2 separate regions of the Homo sapiens genome follow, and region 1 is linked to region 2. Evidence: chromatin loops called from intact Hi-C (ENCODE). Cell type or tissue: CD4-positive, alpha-beta T cell. All regions are shown on one strand. Each heading gives the region's core, and the rest is flanking DNA. Links, peaks and the distances in the headings are about the cores only.

Region 1 (12,158 bases), core at 7,059-12,058, 900 kb before region 2:
TAGTAGTGTTTATTAATTGTCTTAAAGCATTAGGGTTGAGGGGTCATGGTGAGTATGAGGTGATATAATTTGGGACTGTTACTTACTTGAATTTATGGCTAAACACCATCCAGAAAGCGGTAGTCTATAACTTTTGTAAACAATGATTTCTCTTACTCATTGTGGAGTGTACTTTTTGTAGTGATTCTTTTTTTGTTGTCATTTTCTGTTTTGTTTTATATTTTTATTTTATAATGGATAATCTGCTTAAGGCTTCACCCCCATGCTGATTATGTTTTGTTAAAGTGGGCACCATATCTCCCTTCTGATGTAGGGATAAAGGGGCTTTTTATATTTAGGATAATGCCTGTTTAGCTGGAGATCATAGAGAAAGCCACAAGCCCCTCAGTGCCTTGGCTGAGTCTTCTTGTAGGACATGGAATTAGCAGAGATGTTCTTGTCTCCTACTCAGTGTCAAGCTCAGTGCCCACTGAGAATGAACAAGGAGTGTTTTTCCTTTCGTCCTTAAACCCCCAAAACCATTTAGTATTAAAATCTAAACCCTGGATCATCCGGGGGTACCTGGAAGGTTAGACACAGAAGTAACCTCATGTCAGTGACCACTGTTAAAACACTCTGCCGTCCTCCTTTTTGTGTTCATATGAGCAAATGAGCATTGGTCAGGGTCAGCTTTCAACAGTACTTGAGTAGTACAGTGGTGTTAAGCCTGCTTGAGCACATGAGATAAGAATGTCTTTGCTGAGTACAGCTGAGCATTCTGTTATTTACATACATCAGAAGAACCAAATTCCTGAGCCTTTGACTTAGAGAATGATAGGCAGAAACCATTAGCAGCCTTTGCTTAGCATGTAGAGGAAAAGAAAAAGTGAATAGTGCAAAAGTCTAGCAAATCTTTCCTTAGAGGAGCAGAGGTAGGAAATAGTTTTTCTTTAGGTCTGCTTGGTTCTTACCTGTTGTGAGAGCAGCATTGCCATTTTCCTCTTCTCTTTTAGATGTCCATTTTATTTGTGAGTATGCATCCCATAGCTGTGCTTACATATATTGCTGTATACCAGCAGTTTATTTGGTAATGTCCAAAGCAAGTAATAGGTTCTTTATCTGTTGAGAAAGCTTACCAAATGACAGCTTGTTTTGCAAGGGTCATTGTTAACTCTGTGTCAAAATGTAGGAGCAGTTACTGGCAGAGGCAGGGAGCTCCTGTGTTGCTTTGGCTGATACACGGGTTTCAAAGTGGATTTAGATCAGTGGACTTCACATTTTTTTTTCCATCATGACATTTTCTATTACAGTCCTGAACACGTGTATCTATACATAAGTTCATGTATATATAAATTACAAAACTTTAACAAAATAGTATTTAATCCTCCACGTATGTTACAGTCTGATATTTTAAATTTTATTCTAGTTCATTTAAAAAAATGCTGGTTGAGACTCATTTAATTGATCTTAGAACTTAGGTCATATCCAGAAGTTTAAAAAAACATTAGATGCTTCTGGAGGCAGTAAGGCAGTAGGGCTGTGGCTGAGTGATTTGCTAGACTTTTGTACTTGATTGCTATTTAGGGGTCTGGGAGCTTATAGTATTCTCTCCCATCCCCCACCCCCATTAGGTCATTTGTTAAAGGCATTTAACAATTTTTAAGTGCCCAGTTATAGGTTATAGATTTAGATTAAATTTTTTCTTCTTTTTTCTTTTCTTTTCTTTTTCTTTCTTTCTTTCTTTTTTTTTTTTTTTTTTTTTTTTTTGAGATGGAGTCTTGCTTTGTAGCCCAGGCTGGAGTGCAGTGGTGCCATCTTGGCTCCTGACCTCAAGTGATCTGCCTGCCTCGGCCTCCCAAAGTGCTGGGATTACAGGTGTGAGCTGAGCCACTGCGCCCAGCCTTAGATTCCTATTAAAAATAGGTGATGCCAGGTGATGTGATCATTCATCGCCTCTCCACCCCAACAACGCCTGCTGCTTCAAAGAGAAGATGGGATACGTAAAATTGCTTGTATTGTAACCTGTGTCTGTAGAAGGACAGGCTAGGACAGTTTAAATAAACTCCTGGAGCTGTCCTTTCCGAAAACATTTAGCAACATTAATTCAAAACCCTTGAAGACTGCTGACTTACTAAGCTAAGCCTCTCTTAGTGAGGCTCATTGCTTTTTTTTTTTTTTTTTGAGACGGAGTTTCACTCCTGTTGCCCAAGCTGGGGTGCAATGGCGTGATCTCGGCTCACTGCAGCCTCTGCCCCCGGCTTCAGGTGATTCTCCTGCCTCAGCCTCCCGAGTAGCTGGGATTACAGGAGTGCGCTACCACGCCTGGCTACTTTTTGGATGTTTAGTAGAAATGGGGTTTCACCCTGTTAGCCAGGCTGGTCCCAAAGTGCTGGGATTACAGGTGTGAGCCACTGCACCCGGCTGGCTCCTTGCATTTGTAAATCTTTAGAACATAGCTGTGTTGTCTTGTGTGACAGTGTCCCAGAGTTTGAAGAACCTTCTTTTTCCTTTAAAACTGGAAGCTAATTTTATATGCTACTTTGAAATATTCAGTTTACAGAGTTAATGGTGCTGTGCTGTAATACTGACTTCTGGCTCTTTGTTTCTCTTCTGCATTACTTTACTCTCTTCTTGTGACTCCTAGGAGTGTTTTTGGGCCTAGGCCTGAGTGGAATCATTCCTACCTTGCACTATGTCATCTCGGAGGGGTTCCTTAAGGCCGCCACCATAGGGCAGATAGGCTGGTTGATGCTGATGGCCAGCCTCTACATCACAGGAGCTGCCCTGTATGCTGCCCGGATCCCCGAACGCTTTTTCCCTGGCAAATGTGACATCTGGGTAAGTATGTCGGGGTGACTGAGTGTGTAGGTATCTGCTCATGAGTTATTGGCATCCTGCAGAGTGATGCAATAGAAAAAGTTTTAGACACAAAGTCAGGAGAGTTGTATCCTGGTCCTAACTCCCTATTGAGCTTTCTCTGGACAATAAGTACAATAATAACTAACATTTAGTGAGCACTTCCTTGGTGCTCAGCATGGTACAGAGTGCTTTGCACGGATTACCTCATTACATACATTAGCCCTATGTGGTATGATAACTCTTGTTAATGTCTTCATTTTACAAAGCAGGAGACTAAGGCTTAGGGAGGTGAGGCCACTTGTCCAAGCCATGTGGCTATTTAAGTGGTAGAACAGGAATTTGAATTAGGCTAGTTTTAATATCAGAATCTGTGCTCTTTTTGACAATGGCAAGTCATTTTGCCATTCTTTGTCTCAGTTTCCTTATTTATGAAATGAGGATGATAGACCAGATTTTCACCAGAGCCCTTTTTAGGACCAGATTTCTATCAGGGTCTTTTTTTATACCGAAATTTAGTGATTTGTAATGGGAGACTGAGTGTATGTATGTCTGGTGGAAGAAGAGGGATTGTGAAGAAGAGGGAACTGGATTGAACTGGATTGTGGTCATTGGTAAGAGAGGAGGAAAGAGAAGAGGGAAAAGAAAATATAAGGACTGATATAGATAGAAAAACTTATAACCAAAGAGGGCCTGAAATATTTTCAACAAGACAACATTGGAAATACGCTTAATGTGAAATCTGACCTTTGTAATTCTGTTCCTCAGCCTATTGCTGATTATTATAGACTAACCTGATGATCTCATCTCTTTAAAGTTTAGTTTAGCTATCTGTAAAATGAAGATGATCTTGAACTTAAGCAATCTTTCTAGCTTCAAATTAGCTAATTTATCTTTCTGATTCATCATCATCATTTTAACATTGGTATGGAGGGGTTTTTGCCCTTTATCCCCTTTCTTTGGGGGAAATTAATCCCCTTTGGTTTCCTAGGAAACATCTCTTGGGATGTGACTTGATTTCTTCTAGTTTTTGCTTCTAAAATCAGTGTTTTTCTCTTGATAAATACTGCTTTGCCACTGTACTTTTTCATTTTGAGATTATAATGACAGAATAGTGTAATTTTTGAAGTGCAGCGAGCAATTGATTACCCTTCTTGAGATGTGGAATAGCATTCAACAGAACAGGTAAAATCAGAAATAATGTCACTTGCTTGTAGACCAGCTTCTGACTTGAGAAGTAAAAGGGCCTGTTTGCTTAGTTTTTGACACATTATGTAGTTCATGAAATTTGAGAATCGTAGCACTGAAGGAAACTCTGGGGACCATATGTTGTGACATTCCACACACCATCCTGGAAGCCTCTTTAGTTTTTCTAACAGAGAGCAACATTTAAATGACCATAGCTCTAGTCCTCTTGTCCATGACAAAATGTCCATCAGCAGTGAGTAGGAAAAGGACTGTATGTGTAATCATAGCCCATGGCTAGGTGTCAAGGGATCCTTGGGACCTTTGTGGCCTGTTAGCAAGAGAGTCTGTGTGTCATTTGCCACTTTAGCAAGAGAGTCTGTGTGTCATTTGCCACTGGTTTCAGTGTTAAGTTTGTAGATTTTTATGTGTAGAGCTTAGTGGCAGCACCTTGGTTTCTTTGGGAACAGCTGGCTTTCAGCTCAGCAGAATGTGTTACACCTAATGGATGTTCCAGGATCTGTGGACGCCTTGAATTTGAGCTCTGTCACATCCATTCCCTGCCTTCTGCTCAGCATAAACCAGGATTAAACGATCCTAAGAATCTTTAGCAGTCTTAATAATGTATGGGTTTCTCTACCCCCTTCTCTTCTTTTTTCCCCTCCAGTTTCACTCTCATCAGCTGTTTCATATCTTTGTGGTTGCTGGAGCTTTTGTTCACTTCCATGGTGTCTCAAACCTCCAGGAGTTTCGTTTCATGATCGGCGGGGGCTGCAGTGAAGAGGATGCACTGTGATACCTACCAGTCTCCAGGGACTATGACCCTAAACCAGGGCCTGCGGCACTTGCGGGCCTCCCTGCTGGCTACTGATGCCAGTACCAGAGGAGCCCCAAAACTTTGACAGCCTCGTGGGCTTTGTGACGGCCCAGTGGCTCTGCGTGGTACATGACTGAGAAGAGAAAAACAAAAATAAATCATACCTCAAAGGATGGAGTGCATCAATTGGGAGAAAAGGAGACATAGCCCAAACCCTGGCTTATTCTTGGGATCTACTGATTGCGGGCTCTGCAAGACCCTTGGCAAACTGGCTTCTGATCCATATCATATTTATTTGTAGAAGATGGCGAAACAGTTTAGCTGGTGGTTCTTTCTTCTCCCTTTCTCTCTCTCTATGACAATAATACAAACCAATTTAAGTGAACATTTATATCCGATAAGGGGTGGGAGTGTGATTTTAAATGCTCTTTTGGGAGAACAAAGAAATTAATGTAAATAAGATTTCTAACTGTTTAAATAAGACTTTATATAAATGTTTAAAACATAGGGGTAAGGGAGGGAGGGAGAATTTTTGTATAGAATGAAACATGCAAGTACCACACACTGTTTGAATTTTGCACAAAAAGTGACTGTAGGATCAGGTGATAGCCCCGGAATGTACAGTGTCTTGGTGCACCAAGATGCCTTCTAAAGGCTGACATACCTTGGACCCTAATGGGGCAGAGAGTATAGCCCTAGCCCAGTGGTGACATGACCACTCCCTTTGGGAGGCCTGAGGTAGAGGGGAGTGGTATGTGTTTTCTCAGTGGAAGCAGCACATGAGTGGGTGACAGGATGTTAGATAAAGGCTCTAGTTAGGGTGTCATTGTCATTTGAGAGACTGACACACTCCTAGCAGCTGGTAAAGGGGTGCTGGAGGCCATGGAGGAGCTCTAGAAACATTAGCATGGGCTGATCTGATTACTTCCTGGCATCCCGCTCACTTTTATGGGAAGTCTTATTAGAGGGATGGGACAGTTTTCCATATCCTTGCTGTGGAGCTCTGGAACACTCTCTAAATTTCCCTCTATTAAAAATCACTGCCCTAACTACACTTCCTCCTTGAGGGAATAGAAATGGACCTTTCTCTGACATAGTTCTTGGCATGGGAGCCAGCCACAAATGAGATTCTGACGTGTCCAGGTTTCTCCTGAGCTCATCTACATAGATTGGTAGACCCTTCCTTTGGATTAGGAAAGATGAGTTTTACCTCTGGTACACTGTCTTGGTAAGCCTGGATGTGACAGACACCTCGGCTCTCCTTGAATAAGAAAGCCAGCAGAACTCTTAAAGCCAGTTGTAGTACGGAGTTGTCAGCACTCACTGAACCTCACTTTACAGGGATAAGAGTGGTGTGGCATTTTAAATACAATGGTATGTTATTGCCAGGGAGTGAGGTACAAGACGATGGCTCATGTCACAGGCCTACCTGATACGGTGTCAGAGAAAGTGGTGGGGAAAGGATCTGGTTCATGGAATTCTGATCTTGGCCCATAGGTGAACCACCAAAATAGTGCTCGAGTCTTAGGTTACTGTCATCAAAGACTTGGGATGACTCCATTATATCCTGGGGTTGTGGGTATTAGAACTAAATATGGAGGTCCTGAGCATGGGGACTGGCGTCCTCAGTAGGTGTTTGGGAATATGGGAAGGGTCTCCTATTTATTCAATAGAGTTTTCTCAGTTATTTTCCTCCCTTGCCCTTGCAATCTCCAGCAAAAGGTGGGATCTAGGAAGAAAGAATCCAGTGTAGAAGTTGAGAAGAACTTGAACGTTTTGGTTCTGGATAAGGTCACTGTCCTAGGTGCTAGGTGGACCGAGCAAAAGACTCAGTGGATGAACTGGTGCAGTGCCTGACAGAATAAAGAACAGTATTAATCCCTTTGAGAAAGCATAGTCCAGCAGGACAGTGGCCATTTGGACAGAAGCCCACTTAGTTTCTTGGGAGCAACAGCACGTATCAGAAGCCAGACTTGCTCTTCGGTCATGCACTTTGGGATACAGCGTATAGGTGCAGCCCTGTCACAACACCAACAGAAGTAGCAGCCTCTGGGTGCAGTCACCCACACCCCAAAGCTGGAAGGATCTGGTTCAACATAGCACAAACCCTTAGGAAAAATGAAATTAACATCACTGATGTGTAATCCAGTAAAATCTCCCTTTTTCGGGTGTGTATGTGGGCATGTGCCCATTTCTATGTGTGTGTCTACGTGCAGCTCACTACCAACAGCCTCATGTGCACTTGACCTGACAGTGCTCGCTGAGAACTCTCACCAGGTTGGCGCCTGAATGCCTTACTCTCAGCAGTCAGAGGCTTGCTTGCTCTGTGCAGATTTTTAATTTTCTTTTTTGGCCCTAGGCTGGTTGGGACCTCTACAGCTTCATTCTTTCACCATTAAATAGTGGCCTTTTTCAGTATTTTCCCTCTTCCCCTTTATAAATTATGCTAAAGCCACAAAGCACATTTTTGGGGATCATAGAAGGTTGGGGTTCCAGAAAGGCATCTGTGTGATGGTTCCATTGATGTGGGATTTCCCTACTTGCTGTATTCTCAGTTTCTAATAAAAAGAACCAAATGAAATATGACCTGTCGTGTGTTTTTTTATTGCCGTTCAGCTTACCTCCCCTTGGCTTTTGGCACTTCTCTGAAGCTCTAATTTAGACACTGTGATTTAAGAAATTTTTGGAAACTTCCCCTTCGGGATGCAGAAATCAAAGTGCTTATGCCCAACTCCTGTTTCCTAACTCAAGCTTTCCTCGTAAGTTGCACCAGGTTTAGAATGGAGGGGAGAGCAGCTCTAAGGGGCAGTTCTTATTTATTATTGAAGTTTATAAAAATAGTCTCTAATGCCAAGGGCAATAGGCTCTACCATAAAGCCTGGGTGTGTAGTAGGCTGTACCATCTAGGTTTGTGTAAGTGCATTCTATGATGTTTGCGTGACAACGAAATCAACTAATTATGAAATCACTTAATGATACATTTCTCAGAATGTATCTCTTTTGTTAAGTGAAACATTACAAAATTTATTTTTTTGGGCACGGTGGCTCACTCCTGTAATCCCAGCACTTTGGGAGGCCAAGGCGGGCGGATCACGAGGCCATCTCCTACAGGCAGTGCACATTGACTAAGTTCATTCCTTGCTTTTGCTGTTGTTTGCTATTATAAATAGGATTTTGTCTTCAATTATATCTTCTAAAAGTTCTTTTGATTGGTGAAAGCTACTGATTGCTGAATATTGGTTTTTTACCCCGACCATTTGCTGTTTTCTCCTCCTAATCATAATTTTTTCTTAGTTGGTTTCCAGTAATAAAGTCATGTTGTCTGAGAAAAAAAAAAATAGTCTCTAATGTAACACTTGATGCCAAGGGATGTGTTAGAGAACTGTCGATGTCATATGATCATAATCACAACCCTCTGAGCCATTCAGGAGTATTTTCACTCTCATTTTATAGATGGGGAAACTGAAGCTTAGGAAGTTTAAGAATGACTCTAGTGCCAGCACTGTATTGGAGAAAAGAGTGAAGAGAAAATTTAAGAAAACCTTTCTGTATTTGTTATTCTGATTAAACAGTGTCATATACATTGACTTAAAGGTTTTGGGGTTCATTAACCTAGTCCCTTCTATATAAGAAGAGGATCTGGTTCGAGTTGGTGTTTGAAATAAAAAAAAAAAAAACGGAATTCCAACCCTTTTGCCTTAGGTAAATTTAGTTTTTGGAAGGGCATTTCCAGTATCAGGATAATATGTTCATTCTGAATTCTCATTTTTAAGTATAGATTTAACTTTAGAGTGTCCCATACCTTACCTGGGCATAGACATTGGATCATTCCCTGCTTTTGACAAACAGTATTAGCTGAAGCCTACTAATAACCCACTTGTCTTTTCCTCGTCTCTTCCCAAAAGGCATCTGAGCCGGGCATGGTGGCTGACGCCTGTAATGCCAGCACTTTGGAAGGCCGAGGTGGGCGGATCACAAGGTCAGGAGTTCGAGACCACCTTGGCCAAAATGGTGAAACCCCGTCTCTACTATAAATACAAAAAATTAGCTGGGTGTGGTGGAGGCACCTGTAATCCAGCTACTTGGGAGGCTGAGGCAGGAGACTCGCTTGAACCTGGGAGGTGGAGGTTGCAGTGAGCTGAGACCATACCACTGCACTCCAGCCTGGGTGACAGAGCGAGACTCCATCTCCCAAAAAAAAAAAAAGTGTCTGTATGGTTCCTGATACCCAGGTGATGTTATGTGGTTGTAGAGGAAGTAGATAAGGACAAGTTTGGATTCTGACTGTACAGCGTGCTAGGCTCTGGGTGCCTAGAGAACCCTCTGGGCAATGTTACTTTAAAATCATCCCAGAAACAACATCTTCTTGAATATTTGGCTTCAATTGTAGTGTTTCATTTTGTCTTCCCCTCAGAGGGCATGAACCATTTGCTAGCCAGCACTGCTCCCTACCCACCACCAACACCCTATCTAATGTACAAATCTTTTCTGCCTTCAGCTGTTTGACTTGGTGAAACAAGGGCAGCCTGTCTCACTCATGTAGAGGCTGCTTATGATGGCATGGGGCAGGAAGGAAGCGTCACGTGCGATGGCCTCTTGTCACCGCCATCCTACTGTCCCACCGTCCCTACCCTGCTACACTACCTGGAAATGAAAAGGGTAGCTTCAGATCTCAGTTGTGCCATTTGCCATGTAGCATGGGCAAGTGGCCGTTTGCTTGTCTAGCCTCGGTGTTCTGTTAAAATGAGGCCAACGATACATCCTCTAGAGCCCACGCTGAGATGCTGTGGTTTCTATAGATAATTTCCTCAAACTTCCCATAGTGATTGGCTGGGTTTTCTGCCAAACCCTCGCTCCAATTCCGTCCTTTTGTGGACTTCATTTACTTTTCTGGCCTTATGATATGCCCACTTTCTTGCCTCCCCGCCGCCCCCGAACCACAACTTCACTGAGCTTAATGAAGTGGTTGAAGCATTTTCCCTGAAAGCTCTTCTATTAAAATACACAACATTATTATGTGGATTTAGTAGTTCACATATCCTTGGTACTGAGGAAGGAAGATCTGACAGCATCCTTAAGTTCCTGGTCCTCCAAAGGTGGTGTACAACATAAGATTTCAAAATTCTGCATTCTAATTTATCAAATGACTTAGGTTCCAAGTTCATGCGTCCGAGAGCAGGTGATGGGCTTTAGAGTGAGCCAGGCTGCCACCTGCTGTCCTTTAGTGGTTCTGCTAAAAGTAGAAGAGGAATCGTTCTGACCTTCAAAGGCAAAGCTTATGAGAATATTTTGTTCTCCAAGGTAGAGAAGGTTAGTTTATCAGAAATGGTTTTTCCTTCCAATGGTCTTGAAAGGGATTCCCCTCGGCCATGCAGAGATATGGGGCCCAGAGGAAGCAGACAAAACCAGGCCAGAAGCTGCTCCAGCTTCCTAAGCTTGGCTTTTTAAGAGTTGATAAATTTGCCTGAAAGTGCTCTACCTGTTTGGGTGGGGATGATAACCCTTCCAAAAGATAACACTGGGTTATGGTCCTACAGAGACTGCTGTTTGGTGTCTGTGAGTTGGTAGTTGGGGTCAAATGCAGTTGGAGGTCAGAATGTGCCTTAATGCCAAAGAATGAACGGCAGGTGGGCGGCCACGGCCTTGGCAGGAAGTGGCAGGGCGAGAGTTAGTGCTCACCCTGCTGTGTGCCGCACAGGTGGTGCCTCGTGACACATGGTTGGGACACTCAGTGATGGCAGCCCAGGGGCTAGAAAGGGCTCCTTGCTGCTTTCTTAACCCTGCTGGGCCTGTTGAACACCTTATTGTTCCTGGCATCTAAATTGTAATTTCTTTGTCCCCACCTCCATGAAACAAGGTAATGTAATGATCGCAGTTAGCATGTATTTATTTAGCGTTTAGTATATGCCAGGCAGTTTCAAGCATGTTACGTGAATACATCACATTCAATCTTCATACACTCTTCCGGTAATTTGGAGGCAATTTTCAACTCTGCTGCAGTTTCTATAACATGGGACTAATGATAGTACCCACTTTCAGGGGGCTGTTGTGAGGATGGAATGAGCTGAAACATGTTATTTGGTACATGTAAACCTTAGCTGTTCTAGCATTATTCTGCCACTTAAGCTGTCTTCGAGCTGCAGTGTCTTCTGCTGTAAGGGGGCATTAATACTGCCCTCACAGGGTTGTTGCAAGACATGACGGTAAGAGTGACATTCTGTAACCGATAATGTAAGTGTGTTTTACAGAGTTGGCATTTGGCCTACTCTAGAGGCAAGTTAGGGCTATTTGCTGGTAGGAAACTTGAACAGCTTTGAACTTGAACTTTGAAGTGTGGAGGCTGAGGGTGATGGAGGAGCGGGGGGAAGCGCCCCAAAAGCCCTGCATGCTGTCCATACCCATCACTGGGGTTTGTTAAATGGAAAGATTTGAGGCCGGCCTCTCCCACATTTCTCCATGGCTTTGCCCTTAATGTTGCTCTCACTGTGGAGACTGTTGTCTCCTGGGATCCAGGTCTTGGGGTTTGGTCGGGGGAGGAAGCTGCGGGGCCTTGGGACCCTGGGGGAGATGTGTGTGCGCTGGGGGTGAGTTCCCAGATAGAGCTTCCCTCCCAGTGGACCCTGCTTAGCAAGTTGGAATGTTCCCACAAGTTCCAACCCTAAGGATTTCACTCCAGGGACAGAGTCAAGTAGATTCTTTTGTAAATCATTGGCCAGAAAAGAGCACAACCACTGCTCTTTTTCACTATTTTACAGCTATTTTTGCCGTCCCCTGAATGTACATCAATTTCCATGCAGCAATTGGATGTCTCAGCCTATTGGCTTTTCATAGATGCAAACTTTCCTTTAGGGCTTTGTAAAGAAGTTTTGGGAAGTTCTTCAATAGCAGCAGTTTGGGGACATCACGTGTAGCCCTGTCGATATTTCCTGAATGGATTTCATTCCTTTCTCAGTCTTGACCATTCCCTTACCCAACCCCCACCCCAACACAGTCAAAACCTTTTCGAGCAGCAGCTAGGAAGGTGAGTGGCCTCCCACCATGAGCCTCACTTTGGGGAATCTATGCTTTAGTTGGGGCATATTCTTGCCTTAGCCTCATCTCTGCATTTGGCCTCATTCTGCTGCTGCTTCTCAGTACCCAGAAGTCCTTGGGTTCTACCAGAGACCACTCCGACAGAAAGGGTCAGAAACAACTGACCCTTTCTTGGCTGGGTCTGGACTCTGGAGTACAGGAAGAACTAAATTATTTTGTCTTGGTCCAAGCTGAGCTCACGCTGGCTTCCCGAAGAGGAGACAGGAAGGTTAGGTCAGAAGTATGCTCA
Region 2 (12,308 bases), core at 2,668-7,667:
CCTTTATACACAGACAGGCAAGATCCAAGGTGCTCAGGCCTGACTGCCCGTGAGCATCACCTGGGGAGCTTTGGAAACCCGGGACAGATTAACTGATGATTGTTAAAGCTCTTCGATGATTTTAACGTGTAGCAAGGTTGAGAGCCACTAGCCTAGAACAAGCGAGCTTTCAGTCCCACTGTGCTCTGCCTGGTCAGAGCATCTAGTGCAATCCCGGCACCACATTATTAGGGACCTTTGACACACTGGAACAAACCCAACAGAGGATGACCAGGATGGCAAGGTTCCTAGAAACCATTTCCTAGGAGAACCGTTTCAGGGAATTCGGGAAGAAAACCTGGAGAGGAGGTGACTTTGGAGGGTGCGATACACCTCTCACACCTGCAACGGGTGGGATGGGGAAAGGGTGGCAGGCTCAGCCCACCAGCGGACAGATTTCAGCTCACATGGGGAAGACCTTCCCAAATGAGCTCTTCCAAGATGAGAGGGGCTTGCCTGAAAGGTAGTGAGCCCCCCATCATCAGACATAGCCAAGCAGAGACTGTGCTCATCCGGGCGTCAGGCTGTGGTGCAGGAGGTGGGGCGTTAAACCAGGTGGCTTCCAAGGTTTACCTCTCAAAGTCTGGTATTCCTGTGGCCTCGATCATCCTGCATTCATTTCACAGACCTTCCCTGAGCGCCTACCATGTGCAGGCCCTGTTCTAGGTACAGGGACACAGCTGAGAAACAGAGCTTCTGCTCTCATGAGCTCACATCATGGTGAGGAGAGACAGATAATAAACACATACATATATAACACATCAGGAAGGTCAGGAGTGCCAAAGAAAAACTAAGCAGGGCAAGGAGAGAATGAGTGGCGTGGGCAAGGAGCAAGACAAACAGATGCCTGAAAGGAGCGAGTGCCAGGCTGCACTCAGCTTCCCCCGACCCGCTGGCTCAGGAGCCGATTTTCCCATAGCCAGGCACTAAGCAGCCGGTAGGGAGGACAGAGAAGCTTAAGGGTCACCTGCTGGCCCTTCCCAGCAGAAGCAAGGCAGGGGCATGCGCCGTGTTTGCACAGATACCTCACCCCTGGAAAGGCAGCAGCAGGCAATGGGCAGTGGGCCTGTCTCAGCAGTTTCACCAGGGAGAATGGTTTCTCTGAAAGAATAGTATAAAGGTTCAGTGGGTGTCAGAAAGGAGAGAGGCAGGCTGGGATCTGCTGATACAGCATCAGGGCAACCCCCCGGCCCCTCTGAGAGCCAAACCTTCTCTGGTTTTTGTTTTGGTTGTTTTTTGAGACAGGGTCTCGCTCTGTCACCCAGGCTGGAGTGTAGTGGTACAATCACAGCTCAGTGCAGCCTGGCGCTGCTGGGGTCAAATGATCCTCCCACCTCAGTCTCTGGCCTTGCTAAGATCACAGGTGTGCATCACCACACCCAGCTAATTATTCTTAAATTTTTTGTAGAGACGAAGTTTCCCTGTGTTGCCTGGGCCTGGTCTCGAACTCCTGGGCTCAAGCAGTCCTTCTGCCTGGGCTTCCCAAAGTGCTGGGTGACAGGTGTGAGCCACCGTGCTGGGCCATAAGCAAGTCTTCATATATTTGATGACAGTGTTTGACCACCCCAGCCAAAACTTCTCTGGCCTGCACATCCCTAATTCTGGCAGATGCTCCATCTCCACTTGTTCCCCATGGGTGCCCCTCCCAACACACACACGTACACGTGCACACACGCACACTTCCCCAAGTGACCTACCAGATACCCCCTCGCTCTAGCCCTCAAGGGAAGAGCTGGGCTCCAGGAGTAATGTTCCTTTGGTTCTTCATGGCTCCCACCCCGCTCCTTCAGGTCTTGATTTCAGAAGGACTGGGGCAGTTTGCTCAAGATCCCAAGTTCATCGAGGTCACCACCCAGGAGCTGGCCGACGCCTGCGACATGACCATAGAGGAGATGGAGAGCGCGGCCGACAACATCCTCAGCGGGGGCGCCCCACAGAGCCCCAATGGCGCCCTCTTACCCTTTGTGAACTGCAGGGACGCGGGGCAGGACCGAGCCGGGGGCGAAGAGGACGCGGGCTGTGTGCGCGCGCGGGGTCGACCGAGTGAGGAGGAGCTCCAGGACAGCAGGGTCTACGTCAGCAGCCTGTAGTGGGCGCTGCCAGATGCGGGCTTTTTTTTATTTGTTTCAATGTTCCTAATGGGTTCGTTTCAGAAGTGCCTCACTGTTCTCGTGACCTGGAGTTAACCGGAACAGCGTCTTCATTCATTTCTGTTGGGACCAGACGCGGAGCCTGGGTGCGCGAGCCGCCCTCCGGGAGGAAGGCGCCCGGCTGCGTCTGCAGAGGCGGGGAGAGGAGGCGGCGAGGGTCCCGGGGCGCGAGGAAGGCGCCTGCCCTCTCCCAGCTCGCAGGCCCCGGGCCCGGCCGCGCCTCCGCGGGGAGAGCACCCCGGCTTCCCGCGCGCCCTCACCAAAAGGACCCTACAGCAAACGGGTGTCTTTCGACTCTGCTTGTAGAAACCATTTGCACATATTCTGTACGAGCCTCGCTGTCTCCCTAGAGCCAGGGCCCTGCGGATTTGGAGAAGGGAGCGGGGCAGGACTTCCAGGAGGACCCCAACCCGGCCCGGAGAGGGAGGAGGAGGCCTCCAGGGGCGCGGAGCTCTGGGGATGGGCGTCGGGCCGGCAGTGGTGCGGCTCACTCCGTCCCTGCCCACCTGCGACGGGATCCCCCGACCGGCACGGGCCACGCCGAGCTCCCGGCCAGCCGCCGGCCCGCAGGCAGCGCGAGGGAGGAGCTGCGCCGCCGGCTCCGCCCAACCAGGTGGTGCTGAGCTTCCGCTGAGCGCTCTTTTGTTTTGTGGTTTGACACTTTTCTTGACAGCATGTTGCAGTTTCTTTTCGGTTTTGGTTTTTTTTAAATGTTTTATTTTGCTTTCCCAGCGGGAGGGGAGGAAGAAGAGTGTTTACAAAGTCCTGTAGCCCCCTCACCTTTCTGTTTTCACTTTTGCCAATGTACATCGGGTTTGGTTTTCTTGTATTATTTAAACGGTTGTGGTTTCCTTTTTCCACGGAGGTTCAATAGAAGCCGCTGCAGGAGAGTTTTACCAACCATTGTGTATGCCCAATAATTTGTTATCATTTCCTTAGGTAGTAACCTATTTTTGTTCTGGTTTGGTTCGGTTATCTAATGGAAAGGTAACTGGCAATGCACTTGATGTGGTCTTGCACATGTGGGTGATAGAGTTGGGTTCCTTTTTATGCTGGGTGTACAGGTGGGTTTGGGAGAGAGGAGCATGCGCGAGAGAGTCTCCGAGTGTGTGCGACGCGTGTGTGTGTGGTGGGTTGTCTGTGTGCATATGTCCTGCCCGTGTATATGCACCCACACCATGTGCCCGTGCACACCAGTGACTACGCAGTCCCCCCTTTCTGGTTTAGCTGTGGGAAGATCTGAATCTGGGGCCGTTTGAAAGCAAAAACAAACCACTGTCTCTGCTTCTGAAACGGGAATCAGTAACTCTTTGCATTTTCTGTCCCACAAGATATGCAAAAACAATGCAATAATATTCATTTAAAAATACAATTGTGAGTTGTGTTGGCATTAAAACTGTATTTTAAAAAAAGACAGAAATTTAAGGGAAAAACACAAGAAGGCATTTTGCTTCAATATATTCCGTGTAATGTTTTATTGCATTGATAATGTTTCTGTTGAAGAAACCGTTATACTTGAATTCAGGTCAGTTTCAGTATTTTTCAAATATTTTTTTAAAACTGAATTGCAATTGTGCCAAGCGAATATAATGAATTGAATTAAGTTGGTTTTCGGATTCACTTCTTGTATATTTTGCTGCATGTAAAGTAAATCATTTTGTATTTGGAGTGTGACAAGCTTTACCTTTGAACTCAAGTGCTTTTCTATATGTGGTTGGGGGAAAGGGAACAAGTTTTCTTTAGTTTGCACAATGAGCAAAGGTATCACCAGTGTAGTCATTATTCTGCTCTCCACAAACAGGTTTGGACATTACTGTTTTGCATATCTTGTGTTTGCTTACATTTCCCTCAATTTTTCCAAAATCGTTTGCTGGGTATGTTTGTACCGCCTCTTGCTGTGAGAGACCAGGACCTATTTTATTCCAGTCTTCACTCTGTCCACTCTGCTCTGGTCATCTGATTTGGTACTTCTCCAAGAACAGCCCTTCACTGTGAGGTGCAGGGAGGCGTTCTGATGAGCCCTCAGTCACTGGGCCGTCATCCGCATCCCCCATGGAAGAGGTAGCTGGCTTTCCCTTCCCTTCCACCACACGGAATTTTCTCTTTGGCTTCCTTAGGAAAGTGTACACTAACCGGGAGGATAAAATTAAAGTCAGGCTGCTTGGAGGGAGGGGCATCCTCACTTCCGGATTCTTGTTGCTCTACCCAACAAGGACAGCAGGGGCTCGAGAAAGGAACTGGTGAAACCCTGATCCATCTGAAAGTCAACTCTGCGTGCTCCTTTCTCCATCCCTTCCTCACTCTGGAGCAGCCTTTCCTTCAGGCTTGCCCTAATGTTTGGGCTGCCGGGGAGGGGGCCAGGACAAGGGAAGAGGCATCCGGAGCTCACAGTGGGGGTGGGAACAGATTTTTGTGGGGGCATCTCTAATGCTCACTTATATCTCCCTAGAACATCACTCTTTTGGTGCTGTGTCCTTCAAATGTATGTCAACAGTGGTGGCTGAAAAGGGACTGCTTTGGGGAAAACAGGACCCAACCATTCACCCAGAATTGACCCATTAAATCTCTTCCAGTCCTAGTGTTCCCTGAGCCCCTCTTGGCACATATATAAGTAAGCTAGAAATTACAATAAGGGACAGTCCATTCCTCTATGACAGCTTGCTGGACTGATTCATGACAAAGTGGAGAAATGTACTCAATACTCCCCGGTTAACACAGTCTAGAAACAGAGTTTCTTTATGGATATCCACACCCAAGTCATCCAAACTTTCTTGATTCCTTTTCACTGCCATCAAGGTCCTCTAGAAATTGAGTTTAGGTATCATCCTTTGAAAAGTTCCCAAGATTTCTACCAGGAGGTACACACAGGCGTTCCCTGTCTAGGGCAGGAGGACTATCCTAGCTTGACCTTCTGATCCACTAGAATAAGACTGGCGTATGATGCCTGTCATCAGAACAGACTGGCACAAGTAGTGACATCAATGAACCACAGCACAATCTTCCAAGTGATGTCTACTCTCCACCTAAAATGGAATTTTCCCCATGACCTTGTAAAACATAATTGTCACATCTTCCATACCCCTCCTGACAGCCCCCAAGTGTCAGGAGAAAACAGTCAGGGGCTAAGGGCCCAAGGGACTTGAAGAAACAACAGTTTAAGGTCTGCAGTTTGGTCAACTTAATTCTTGTCCTCCGACCAGCCCTGCCTCTTTCATTTCCAGACCTTGGAGAATTTTTCCCAGCTTTGATTCAGAAGGTACTAGTTATAACCCCTTTCCTTCTTCTTAATCCAATAGGCCTCACTCTCACTGGGAAATCCACTCAAAGGAACAAGGCAATGTCTCTCATTCTATTTCCCAGTTCCAAATTCCAGGTGCTTGTCTGGAGTGAAGCTACCCGTTACTTTCTCCCAGCTTTTCTCCACCCAGCATGTCTCCTGCCCATGCAGCTGAAGACAGTGGGGCAACCTCAGGAGAAGCAGACCTTTCCATGCCCAAGTTCATCTCCTGAGCAACAGTGACACCTAGAAAATGAGGACTTTGGAAGTCACCCAAAAGATGGTGGCTACTTTATGGAGTCCTGAAGATACACAGCCACCACTCCTAAAGGCAAAGAAAGAAAACACGAATGTAGGTCAGGGATAGAGTGGAACCCTGGTCATCGGGGTTTTTAGCCTCATCGTGGGAAAGGTGGTAAAGGAGGATGATGGCATCTCCATCCCTAGAGGCCAAGAATTGAAATATCATTGTCAAGGATTAGAAACAATTCAGCAAAGAGGCCACAAAAAGGGCCTGCTGACTCCCAGAAGACCTCTTTAAACCCCAGGGGAGGCAAATACTTGCTGATGGAGTCTGGGCCGTTTCCATATTTTAAAGAAGACCTGCCTCTGGGGCAAATGTCAGCACAGAGAGGACTGGGAGGAGAATGGAGGCAAGAAAAGGGCATATTTTGACTCCCTCTGTGCCTCTTCCCAGTTCATGGAAGGATGTGTTCAGCTTACCCACCCACAGTGACCAGTGTGGTGGAGCCGCTGACATCTCAAGGATCTATTTGGGAAGGTGAGAAGAGTACTCATTCCATCTGGGGGTGTTGTTCCAGCCACATCAGCCTACCTGGTGGGATGTGGGGGTGTCTGCCACCCTGTCCCCCCTCTGCTGATGTCCCTCCCCTCAGGCTGTCCAGGTGCCACCTGACACAGGCTGCTGTGCAAAGACAGGCGGGGAAGCCCAAACCTCACTCCCAGGGAGGCCCTCAGCCGCCAGAGTCCAGGTTCTCCAGAGGCTACGATTTGAGGAGGTTGAGGGGGAAGACAGGAGGGAAAGAAAAGTCCTACAACTGTCAGGAATGGGGCACCTTTCCCTGTCCCTAAGCAAAGCTCCCTCTTCCCACTGCCCTCCCCAGCCCCAGCTCCCTGTCCTCCCCAACACCTAGTGAGAAAGACGGTGCGTGGAAGGGAGTCCCATGGGCAGATGCTTACACGACCTCTTTGTGAAGCCTCTTCTGGGTTTAACTTCATTCATCAATTTATTCTTATGTCAAAGCAATGAAACTTTTCTTTCTGGAGCCAGATACCAATACAACAGGTGAACGGGTTTCTGCCACATCTCTACATTGACGGGGGATGCTTGAACAACCCCCCTCACTACACAGACACACACCGTTAAGGCACAAGGGCTGGGGTTGAGCTCTAGATGAGGGACTTTCCTGCTCCTGCAAGGGTGAGCACTGTATACACAGACAAGGAGGGTGCAGTAGAGTGACTCCCTTGGATGGAAGTAGTACCATCAGAACCTACTATTATTATGACATAAATTCTATTTACATACATTGAGAGAATACTACAATCAACACTTTTTCCTGGGATGACTTTAAGAGGTTTGAGCCACAGCACCTGAAGTGGCAAAGATCCATGGTCTTTGTAGGGTATTAGAGAACTCTTCCAGTCACCTCTGAAAGCACTCTAGATCTTGCAGCTGAGTGGATGAAGTGTAACAAATCTGTTGCACGCTGAGAGGAGTCAGAATTAGCATTTTTCATGAAAGTTCCCCACGTCTCTACTAAGAATGAGGAAGAAAAGACTAAGACTAGGTAATTACACAGAGGCTTGAAATGTTACATCACCAGAGCCAAGTCCTCTCCCTTCAGATCAGTTACTGGCTGCTACACAGGGACACCCCCACCTTTTCAGGGCATCCCATGCACTCCACTTCTCAGGATCTAAGGAATTTGACTTTGTAGGGATCCCAGAAAGGGCACTGTGCCACTTCCCCTGGTGTGAATCAGACATACATTGTACATTCATTTCTAAAATTCACTCATGCACCTCAAACCAAGGTCATTATCCAAAAAAAAAAAAAAAAAGCTCTGGGTGGAAGAGTTTGTAAGTTTTAAGAGAGGGTCATTTCTATGTGAGGAAATGCAGAAATGGACAGAATGATTCTTATTCACTGTTTGGGTCTGGAGAATTCCCATTGTGGAAATCTTAGAGATCTCAAGTTTATTACCAAGGGAATAAGGAAAAAAAGGTGAGCAGGCACCAGGCCAAGCAGTGGCTCCCTTGCCAAGGAACCTGAGGCTGCAGGTTTCAGGGACCCCCTTGAAGAAACCTCTCCTGGCCATTGGCCAGGAGAAAAGAGAAGTCTCTCCTGTAGAGTCACAAGAGAAGCAAAAGAGGGTGGGTCACTGGGTCCTGGACATAGCCCCCAACCCCAAGACTTCCCAATATGGAGAAACTACACCAATGTTTAAAAGGGGAAAAGGAAAGAACTTGTACATCAAGGGAAGATGATTTGTAAACACACAGTCCTGTGCAGAAAGATCCCCTTCAGGAGGTGTCTCCAGCATCCCAAAGCTGTGCGCACCTTCTCTTTTCCTGCCTCAGGCCACCTATGCATCCAGCTGCAGCCCATACCCACACCTGAAATCCATCTCTTGAATCCCAGCCAGGTTATATACCACCCCATTGCCATGTCCTGTCCTGGCCAGAATGCATGCTGTTCCCCCAAGCCTCGTGGGAGTGAGGCCATGGGAAACAGAGATGAGCATGTCTGGACAAGTCTGTGATGGTAGTGGATGAGAATAACCCATGGCAAAACACGCACATTCATTAAGAAATAGGGCGACAGATTCCCCGTTGGTGAAGCACTGAAAGGTCTATTACTCTCATAATATTGCTGTTTTATTTTAATCCACCAGAGCTACCATGCAAAACTTTCCTCCTGTGAAACGCTCCAGATAAAGCTCCTCTAATCTCCCCTTCCCTCATGTCCTCCAGCTCAAACCCACCTTCATCCCCCAAACCAATCTGTATCATGCCTGTTATCAGAGAGGCACAGAAAGATGGGCAGTGCCTCCGTTGTCACCATTCCCCACACCCCTACACACCCCCACACCCTCCCCTCCAGGCTCCACGACTTCACAGTCTTACTGTTGTAAATATCATTGTACAGTTTGTAATCCTCAAATAATCCCATTGTCAGAGGCCTCGCCTGATGGGCCTTCTCACCCTCGAGAAAGGCCAGGGAATCTAGAAGGGGCAACCCTTCAAGGAGAGCTTCAGGGTCATCTCTGTGTGAGACACTATTGTATATTCCTGTAAGATTGCATTTTTATCTAAGGAATGATGTTATTTAAAAAACAAACAAAAAACACAAAAAATAAGAATTGCAAATAAATTTCTTAACAATGTCTACATTGACTTCATTGTATCTTCCCTCTTCCTTATTTCTTCCTTTCTCCTGTTTCCTAGAGGTCACAAATACAAACTTCACTCAGTTATCTCAACTGTCTGGGATCCCCAAAAGGAAGAAGACTGGAGAGAACACAGGAAATATGAATCCAATGATAATACCTAAGTCCATTCAGCAGTTAACCCATCCCCTATTTCTTCCTTCTCATGAAAGAGTTGACAGAAAAATGGCCAAAAGTTAAAAAGGAGACAAAATCAGAGGAATTAAATGGCTAATTCACATGGATTAGACAGGAAAAGCAGTCTCTGAAATTGGTTTTGAAAGGACAGAAGGGAAGAGGGATGGAATGTAGGAGAGAAGAAAGGAGGGGGAGATATGATAATATATAAAGTACTATGAGGACTATACAAATGTAAGATTGCTTTTCTTTTTTTTTGTTATTATAACTTAATCTGATTTCGATAAACCTTTCAGAATAACCCCTTAAGTAAAAATAATTTGTCCCAGAGGATTCTGGGAAGATGGCAGAGTAAGGAGCACCAAGAATCCTCCCCGATAGACAACAAATACACTGGCAGAATCTGTTTTGTTTAACTATTAATATTTTGAAACTCTGGAGTCTAATGAAGGTTTGCAACTTTCAGGGGGAGGCTTGGACAGTAAATCAAGGTTGATTTTGGTCAATTTCAGCTCTTAGTACAGTAGCAGCTAACCCACTCTCCTCCCCTAGCCCACTTTCTACTCCTGGAAGGGTGAGCACTGCATAGACAGGCATGAAGAGATAACCAGTGTGACTTCCTTGGGTGGAAATAGTACCAGCAGAACCTATTATTATTATGAGAAAGTACTATTTATCTCATAATACAGGCAGCTGAGCACTTGTCCAATAGCACCTTGCACACAGCGTGTAGAGGCCAGAGTGGGCTAAAAATATCCTGTTCTTCAAATTTCAGGGATCTTTGTTCAGGATACTTATTGCTGCTTCTAATCACAGAGGTGCAAACACAGAGGTGGGCAGCTACTTTTGTTGCACCTCTCCCCACTGCTGCAAGCCCCTCCACCACTAGCTGAAGTGATTCCAGATAATTTGAAGAACCAGCACCCTTCTTCCCCCTTCACTTTTCTCTTTTTCCTTCTTTGGGAGACAGACATTAAAGACTAAGACACTCAAAAGCAACTGCATATACAAGGAAAATTAGAAAGTGACTGCACATACCCTGGGAAAGAAACAGGCTCAGAAAACACCTAAGAAGACCTGAAGTTTACACCTCATGCCGATGCTTGAGTGGCCTAAAAAAGACAAAAACACCACCACCAAACCCTAAGGAAGGAGGAAACTCTGATTTTCAGGGTTATCACATTCTTAGATTCAAATGTCCAGTTTTCAACAAAAAGTCACAAGGCAAAGAAAGAAACAGGAAAGTGTGGCCCATTCGAAGGAAAAATAAATAAATTAACAGGAACTGCTCCTAGAAAAGACCTGATGGCAGATCTACTCGACAAAGAGTTTAAAACAACTCTCTTAAAGATGTTTAAAAAAAAAAAACTAGGGGAGGAGCCAAGATGGCCGAATAGGAACAGCTCTGGTCTACAGCTCCCAGCATGAGCGACGCAGAAGACGGGTGATTTCTGCATTTCCAACTGAGGTACCAGGTTCATCTCACTGGGAAGTGCCAGACAGTAGGTGCAGGACAGTGGGTGCAGCGCACCCTGCGCAAGCCAAAGCAGGGCGAGGCATCGCCTCACCTGGGAAGCGCAACGGGTCAGGGAATTCCCTTTCCTAGTCAAAGAAAGGGGTGACAGACGGCACCTGGAAAATCAGGTCACTCCCACCCTAATACTGCGCTTTTCCATGGGGCTTAAAAAACGGCGCACCAGGAGATTATATCCCGCACCTGGCTCAGAGGGTCCTACGCCCACGGAGTCTCGCTCATTGCTAGCACAGCAGTCCGAGATCAAACTGCAAGGTGGCAGCGAGGCTGGTGGAGGGGCACCCGCCATTGCCGAGTTAGTTGTTTGATTAGGTAAACAAAGCGGCTGGGAAGCTCGAACTGGGTGGAGCCCACCACAGCTCAAGGAGGCCTGCCTGCCTCTGTAGGCTCCACCTCTGAGGGCAGGGCACAGACAAACAAAAGACAGCAGAAACCTCTGCAGACTTAAATGTCCCTCTCTGACAGCTTTGAAGAGAGCAGTGGTTCTCCCAGCACGCAGCTGGAGATCTGAGAATGGGCAGACTGCCTCCTCAAGTGGGTCCCTGACCCCCGAGTAGCCTAACTGGGAGGCACCCCCCAGTAGGGGCAGACTGACACCTCACACAGCCGGGTACTCCTCTGAGACAAAACTTCCAGAGCAATGATCAGGCAGCAGCATTTGCAGTTCACCAGTATCCGCTGTTCTGCAGCCACCACTGCTGAAACCCAGGCAAACAGCGTCTGGAGTGGACCTCTAGCAAACTCCAACAGACCTGCAGCTGAGGGTCCTGTCTGTTAGAAGGAAAACTAACAAACAGAAAGGACATCCACACCAAAAACCCATCTGTACGTCACCATCATCAAAGACCAAAGGTAGATAAAACCACAAAGATGGGGAAAAAAACAGGGCAGAAAAACTGGAAACTCTAAAAATCAGAGCGCCTCTCCTCCTCCAAAGGAACGCAGCTCCTCACCAGCAACGGAACAAAGATGGACGGAGAATGACTTTGACGAGTTGAGAGAAGAAGGCTTCAGACGATCAAACTACTCCGAGCTACAGGAGGAAATTCGAACCAATGGCAAGGAAGTTAAAAGCTTCGAAAAAAAATTAGACGAATGGATAACTAGAATAACCAATGCAGAGAAGTCCTTAAAGGAGCTGATGGAGCTGAAAACCAAGGCACGGGAGCTACGTGACAAATGCAGAAGCCTCAGTAGCCAATGCGATCAACTGGAAGAAAGGGTATCAGTGATGGAAGATGAAATGAATGAAATGAAGCAAGAAGAGAAGTTTAGAGAAAAAAGAACAAAAGGAAACGAACAAAGCCTCCAAGAAATATGGGACTATGTGAAAAGACCAAATCTACATCTGATTGGTGTACCTGAAAGTGACGGGGAGAATGGAACCAAGTTGGAAAACACTCTGCAGGATATTATCCAGGAGAACTTCCCCAATCTAGCAAAGCAGGCCAACATTCAAATTCAGGAAATACAGAGAACGCCACAAAGATACTCCTTGAGAAGAGCAACTCCAAGACACATAATTGTCAGATTCACCAAAGTTGAAATGAAGGAAAAAATGTTAAGGGCAGCCAGAGAGAAAGGTCGGGTTACCCACAAAGGGAAGCCCATCAGACTAACAGCTGATCTCTTGGCAGAAACTCTACAAGCCAGAAGAGAGTGGGGACCAATATTCAACATTCTTAAAGAAAAGAATTTTCAACCCAGAATTTCATATC

What was found. Peaks named below come from ENCODE experiments on the same cell type or tissue, not always from the same donor. Only the 100,000 strongest peaks of a DNase experiment are listed, where the experiment ranks them.
Region 1: a loop joins it to region 2, with 4 times the contacts of the local background. A loop is called at or near these places in 3 of 110 quality-filtered maps.

Annotation. Positions count from the first base shown.
Region 1 is chr12:1,781,257-1,793,414 of GRCh38, forward strand. ADIPOR2 (adiponectin receptor 2) reads left to right here. Exons shown (of 8, transcript NM_024551.3): 7 at 2,624-2,817; 8 at 4,688-7,418. The coding sequence ends at 4,816. It overlaps CACNA2D4 (calcium voltage-gated channel auxiliary subunit alpha2delta 4), which reads right to left. Exons shown (of 38, transcript NM_172364.5): 38 at 10,707-12,158. Among named protein-coding and RNA genes, the nearest start is that of LRTM2, 33 kb to the right of the region's middle. In CD4-positive, alpha-beta T cell, for the core only: CTCF peaks have their summits at 10,029 (motif pointing left) and 10,228; DNase peaks (open chromatin) are centred at 10,045 and 10,535; H3K27ac peaks cover 607 bases.
Region 2 is chr12:2,689,071-2,701,378 of GRCh38, forward strand. It overlaps CACNA1C (calcium voltage-gated channel subunit alpha1 C), which reads left to right. Exons shown (of 47, transcript NM_000719.7): 47 at 1,830-8,880. The coding sequence ends at 2,129. CACNA1C-AS1 (CACNA1C antisense RNA 1) reads right to left here and starts at 2,087. Exons shown (of 4, transcript NR_045725.1): 1 at 1,999-2,087; 2 at 1,737-1,909; 3 at 1,070-1,140. RefSeq lists a silencer at 2,547-2,816. In CD4-positive, alpha-beta T cell, for the core only: CTCF peaks have their summits at 4,605 and 4,809; DNase peaks (open chromatin) are centred at 2,821, 3,291 and 4,401; H3K4me3 peaks cover 975 bases; H3K27ac peaks cover 863 bases.